Regions from separate parts of the Homo sapiens genome. Here region 2 is linked to region 1. A link is an interaction called in ENCODE POLR2A ChIA-PET data of the cell type or tissue named here. Cell type or tissue: Panc1. All regions are shown on one strand. Each heading gives the region's core, and the rest is flanking DNA. Links, peaks and the distances in the headings are about the cores only. Region 1 overlaps ATG7 (autophagy related 7). Region 2 overlaps ATG7 (autophagy related 7).

Region 1 (2,908 bases), core at 213-2,712:
CACGAACTCCTCAGTCAATCCCAAGAGGGCTCTCACTCCACACTTCATCATCTGCCCTGTGACCTCAGATTAAAACTCAGGCTTAACATTTCCTGAGGCCCTGCTCGGTGCCAGGTTCTGGGTCTGTGCTTTCCAGTTGTTTTATGTATCCTTGATAACCTCTGTATGGTTGGTGGTAAAATGGAGAGATGTATTTTCCTGCGGGGAAACTGAGTCCTGAGAAACGAGCTAGCCCACAGAGAGCTGGTGGCTGGTAGAGCCCGGATCCAAAATTGGGAGCGTCTTGCCCCAAGTCCAGTGCTGTTTCCTTTATACCCAATGCCACAGAGCCAAAGTGGTACCTGGCCGAGATCTGGCCCTGAATGTAGAAGAGGCCAGGGAAAGGTGGAGGGAAGAGGGCATAGGTCCCAGTGTGGGATTCCAGATGACCCCTGTTGTCCAGCTGGCTAGGAGATATGTGGACCCCAGGGCTGACAGATGTTCCTGAGGGCCACAGGGAACCTGACGGAAGGTTGGTGGCATTTCTAGAGGCAAGTGGTCAGAGAGAGCATGGGGGTTTTGTGGGGACTGGGAATAACCGAGGGCCTCGTGGCAGGCTGGGTGGCACTGCCCTCTCAACGCTGACCTGTCAGCTGGTTCAGGAAGGCCTTTCTGAGGCCAGCACAGACTCTATCACACCATGGACCTTCAAGGGATAGCTCTCTTGGCAAAACACCCTTTTGCCAGACCTAATTGCCAGAAGCTGCAGTGGAAATGAGAACCCAGGACATGGGACGAGACAGACCTATGTGTGGATCTCAGCTCTGCCATTTGCTAGCTGTGTGGCCCTGACAGTCACCTGCCTTGTGAGCTCTGAGTTCCTTAAGTGTAAAAATGCCATGGTATGGTAGAGAGGAAAGAGACTCATATTTGAATATGACACAGAATAGGCCCTTAGTGCCAGCCTCAGGGGCTCACACCTGTAATCCCAGCACTTTGGGAGGCCAAGGCAGGCAGGTTGCTGAAGCCCAGGAGTTCGAGACCACCCTGGTCAGTGTGATGAAACTCCGTCTCTAAAAAAAAAAAAAAAAAAAAAAAAAAAAATTAGCCAAAAAAAAAAAAAAAGCCAGATGTGGTGGTGCAGGCCTGTGGTTGCAGCTACCCAGGAGGCTAAGATGGGAGGATCACCTGAGCCTGGGAAGGTCGAGGCTGCAGTGAGCTATGATTGTGCCACTGCACACATACTGGGCAACAGAGTGAGACTCTTGTCTCAAAAAAAAAGAAAAAGAAAAAGCCCTTAGTAATTCTTGAGAATGAGTGACTGAAGGAAGGAATGGACACCTACCTAAGATGTCCTCCTGGAAGAGAGCATGGAGAAGGGATCTGAGCTTCTTGCTATTTTCAATGTGAAAAGCTTTAATCTGGCTGTAATACAAGGTCGATTACCCACAGCTTCCAAGAACTTACCACAAAATGTTAATGATATCAACTGAGATTTTTTTTTTTCAGGTTGTAAAGTTGTGTTCTCCATCATTGTAAGCAAGTAACAACACAGATGATGTGTACCCTGCATCAGGTGCAGTTCTGAGCACTTTATGCCCACTAACTCATTTCATGGTCACAACAGCCCTACGAGGGAGACAGCATTTTTGTCCTCATTTCTCAGATGAGAACACAGAGGCACAAAGAGATTAAATAAATAGCCTGAGGTGACATAGCTAGTCAGTGGCAGAGCAGGACCCAATCCTGGAAGTCTGGCTTCAGAGACAGAGCTCTTAACTCCACCTGATAGTGATTAATGGCTATAGCAGAATCAGATCAGGGTAAGAGAAGGCATGGCACTGAGCCGGGGAGGCCAGGGAAGGTTGGGCTGGAAGGATTCTGTTCTCCTTAAAATGGTTGGGAAATAAGACCTCTAACTAAATGAGTGGGAGACTGCGTTGGTGCTTTAGGGGAAGTGGGCCTGCTGGCGGGGGGTCGCCCACTTTCCACCTTTGGTGGTTCTGAAAAAGACACGGTATTTCTCTTATGACATTTTTGGTAATTATTGTAAATATGTTTTTATATTGTGAAACTCCCCCCGTCTTAAGCTATATTCGTTTTCTCTTATGAATTTAAAAAATAAAATCTATTGATGCGCATACAATCAAATATATGTAAAAGTGCACATTTCTGAGCTTTGAGAAACGTACTCGCTTGTGGAACCAGCACAGTTCGGCGACATCGAGCAGGTCTGTCTGGCCTGTCCTGCCCTGCACAGCCGCCTGGAGGTTCACCTGCATCATTGCGTGTGTCAGCGCTTGGTGCCTTTCTGTCGCTGAGTAGCGTCTCGCTGTGTGAGTGTACCAGAATTGTTTACTCACTCACCTGGTGAGCTGTTCTTGGGTTGTTTCTAGTTTGGAGCTGTTATAAATGAAGCTCTGATGAGTGAGTGTGTTTTCACTTCTCTTGGGAGATTATCTAGGACTAGAATTGCTGGGTCCTATGGTGGAAGTGTATGTTTAACTTTTAAGAAACTGTTATTTTTCAAATTCACTGTGTCGTTTTTGCTGTTGCCACCAGCAGAGTTTGAGAGTTCTGGTTGTGCCATGTGCTTGTCAGCACTTGGAAGCTGGTAGTCCTTTTCATTCTGGCCATTTGAGTAGATATGCAAGTGGCATCTCATTATGGCTTTTATTGTAGTTCTCTGATGACAACATCTTTCCCGCATCTCTGATGGGGAACATCTTTTCATGTATTTATTTGCCACCTGTAGATCTTCTTATGTGACCCTTCTTTCAAATCTTTTGCCCATGTTTCCATCGGGTTGTTATATCTTATTGAACTGTAAGAGTTCTTCCACCCTGAGCAACATGGCAAGACCCTATCTCTATAAAAAATAAAAATAAATTCACTGGGCATGGTGGTGCGCACCTGTGGTCCCAGCTAC
Region 2 (2,908 bases), core at 241-2,740, 200 kb before region 1:
CAGTCCCATACATCTTAACTTCAAGTCAAGGAGTTTCTCTTCCTGCAGAGTCTGTTGCTTAAGGCAGACAGTGGAGGTGATGCTGGAAGTGTAGGCTGTGGTGGGGTGAATTTCTTGCTTAGTAGTTCAGGTTTTATTGTGAGCAGTGGGAATTCAATGAGAAAGGGGGAGTAGCAGAGGTCCTGAGATGTAGGGAGCGCAAGAGAGTGGGATCCACTAGCAAGATTTACAAGGCTGTGGTTCCACCAAGGCAAGCAAAGCTTTCATTAACATGAGAAGGTAGCAGGTGTGTTCTGCAAAGCAATTGAGATGTTTAAGAGAATTTTGCAACAGTAGAATACAGCAGTGTTTCCCTGAATGTGTCCCTTGAGATTGTAATTGGTATACAGGGAAATGAAGGGAGATATGGAGAGCCACGTAAGTGTGGGAAACACAAAGCCAAATCAAATCACGTGGGTTCTGTACTGCAGGTTTCTCAGAGCTTTTATCTCCCTCATGTGCAATGTGAATGGCCAGGTTTGAGTGGTAGTGGGGGCTGGATATAGAAGACAGATATAAGTATAGAAGCATTTCCAAAGTCTGTTTAGCTACAGGATCCTTATCCTCTGAGATTATTGAATAGGACACACTTTGGGAACTGCTAGAATTGGAGTTAATTGGAGTTACAGAGGCTCCCATAGCAGGGATTAAAAGAGGGCTGCGGGGAAGGGAGAAGTCAGGGAAGGGAAACTTCTGAATGGATAAAGATGAGCTTAAAGGAAAGGGCAGCTTAATCAAATGACAGTCACCTTGGACTGTGATCTGCTCACAGGTACAGAAGGGACATACTTAATTTAAGGTTCAAATCCCAATAGGAACCTCAGTGAAGGGGTGCTGCAGTTACATTGGCTTGGCTTGCTTAGATAGAGAAGCCTCAGTGGGGTTATACCTACCCCAGAAAAGATTGTCTTTTTTTTTTTTTCAGCAACTTCCAATAACAGTGAAAGTTGAGCCACCTTGGGCCAGAGTTGAGGGCTATTTCAGAAGCTCCTGTACAGGAAGATTGCTTGGGTTTGATGGTCCCTAAACAAGATTCCCAGTAGTTGGGAAAGATGGGGAGGCAACTGTGGCAAGTCTGTGGAAATTCAGGCCCTCAAGTCTCTTTTAGAAAGAAGCAAACCAAAAGCTTGTCAATGCATGGGCCATTATGAATGTCGATCTTTTTTATGTAAGGTCGTTGCTTGATCTGCTTGTTTTTATTCTTCCCTCCTTCATTAAACTTTGTGTTTTATTTGCCTTAAGATTGTCCTAAAGCAGTTGGATGGGAAAAGAACCAGAAAGGAGGCATGGGACCAAGGATGGTGAACCTCAGTGAATGTATGGACCCTAAAAGGTATATTTGGGAAGCTGTTTTCTCCAGTCGGGCTTTTTGTAACCAAGACACACACCAAGTTCTGTCAGGCCAACACAACATTGTGTAATTCAGCCCAGGGGGTGCCAGTCATGCTGCCGTGTGTTACTCTGCTCTTCAATTGAAGTTTGGTTGTGAGAATTAATATTAACAATGCATATCCTGAAGGGCACACTCTTCATCTGTTCTAGACATTCTAAATTTTGTTCTTGTTTAAAGCTCATGCTCTCAGACCACCAGCGTACCTGTACTGCCGTTCAGTCCTTTATGCATTGTCCTCTAGCTTGGTCCTATTGGCCCACTCCCCCGCCCCGTCCCCCACCCCGCCCCAGACAGAGTCTTGCACTGTGCAGGCTGGAATACAATGGCGCAATCTCTGCTCACTGCAACCTCTGCCTCCTGGGTTCAAGTGATTCTCCTGCCTCAGCCTCCTGAGTAGCTGGGATTACAGGCACGCGCCACCATGCCCTGCTAATTTTTTGTATTTTAGTAGAGACAGGGTTTCACTGTGTTGCCCAGGCTGGACTCGAACTCCTGACCTCGTGATCCACCTGCCTCGGCCTCCCAAAGTGCTGGGATTACAGGCATGAGCCACCACACCCAGCCCTTATTGGCCCACCTTGAAGGATATTAGAAGAATTATTTCATGGAAGCCAGTATTGTGTTTAAGGGCGAATCTCAGTGCACTCTTTTTTTTTTTTCTTTTTTTTTGAGACAGAGTTTCACTCCTGTTGCCCAAGCTGGAGTGCAGTGGCATGATCTTGGCTCACTGCAACCTCTGCTTCCCGGGTTCAAGTGAATCTCCTGCCTCAGCCTCCTGAGTAGCTGGGATTACAGGCGCCTGCCACCACACCTAGCTAATTTTTGTAATTTTAGTAGAGAGAGGGTTTTACCATGTTGGCTAGGCTGGTCTCGAACTCCTGACCTCAGGTGATCCGCCCGCTTTGGCCTCCCAAAGCGCTAGGATTACAGGCGTGAGCCGCTGTGCCTGGCCTGAGCGCAGGAGATATGGGAGGCCTTATTAAGGAGATATGGGAGAAATTTCTGTTTTCAGTACTAGGAAAAACTTTCCTCTTAATCAGATGGTGTGTTTTTATTCATGGACACCATGATTCCTATCACTGGTCATGCTCTTCCCTTTTCACCTTGGCTGCTGGAACTCAGTATCAAATCTGTGGCCCCCTCGTTGCAGAGGACTCCAACAGCATGCTGCTGGGTGGGAAGCTTTCTCCTCCCTGCTTACCCTCCAGTTTAATTTTCTTTTTCCTTTGATCCCAATTTCCTTATTATTTCTTATTTTCTTGCATAGCCACTTGAAATCTTTCAGAACAAGATTATTGCATAAAGGAGTGACTGAATAAGTAAATCTCTCCTTTTCTAGGTTAGCTGAGTCATCAGTGGATCTAAATCTCAAACTGATGTGTTGGAGATTGGTTCCTACTTTAGACTTGGACAAGGTTGTGTCTGTCAAATGTCTGCTGCTTGGAGCCGGCACCTTGGGTTGCAATGTAGCTAGGA

Evidence for each region. ChIA-PET counts read pairs that join two places held together with the same protein. Peaks named below come from ENCODE experiments on the same cell type or tissue, not always from the same donor. Only the 100,000 strongest peaks of a DNase experiment are listed, where the experiment ranks them.
Region 2: POLR2A ChIA-PET joins it to region 1 with 12 read pairs; 3 of 35 experiments call an interaction of 5 or more read pairs at or near these places.

Annotation. Positions count from the first base shown.
Region 1 is chr3:11,537,624-11,540,531 of GRCh38, forward strand. The region is part of intron 20 of ATG7 (autophagy related 7); the gene reads left to right. Among named protein-coding and RNA genes, the nearest start is that of VGLL4, 100 kb to the right of the region's middle. In Panc1, for the core only: no CTCF peak of the experiment used is centred there; no DNase peak of the experiment used is centred there; H3K27ac peaks cover 1,271 bases.
Region 2 is chr3:11,339,364-11,342,271 of GRCh38, forward strand. ATG7 (autophagy related 7) reads left to right here. Exons shown (of 21, transcript NM_001349232.2): 12 at 1,282-1,372; 13 at 2,772-2,908. Among named protein-coding and RNA genes, the nearest start is that of ATG7, 68 kb to the left of the region's middle. In Panc1, for the core only: no CTCF peak of the experiment used is centred there; no DNase peak of the experiment used is centred there.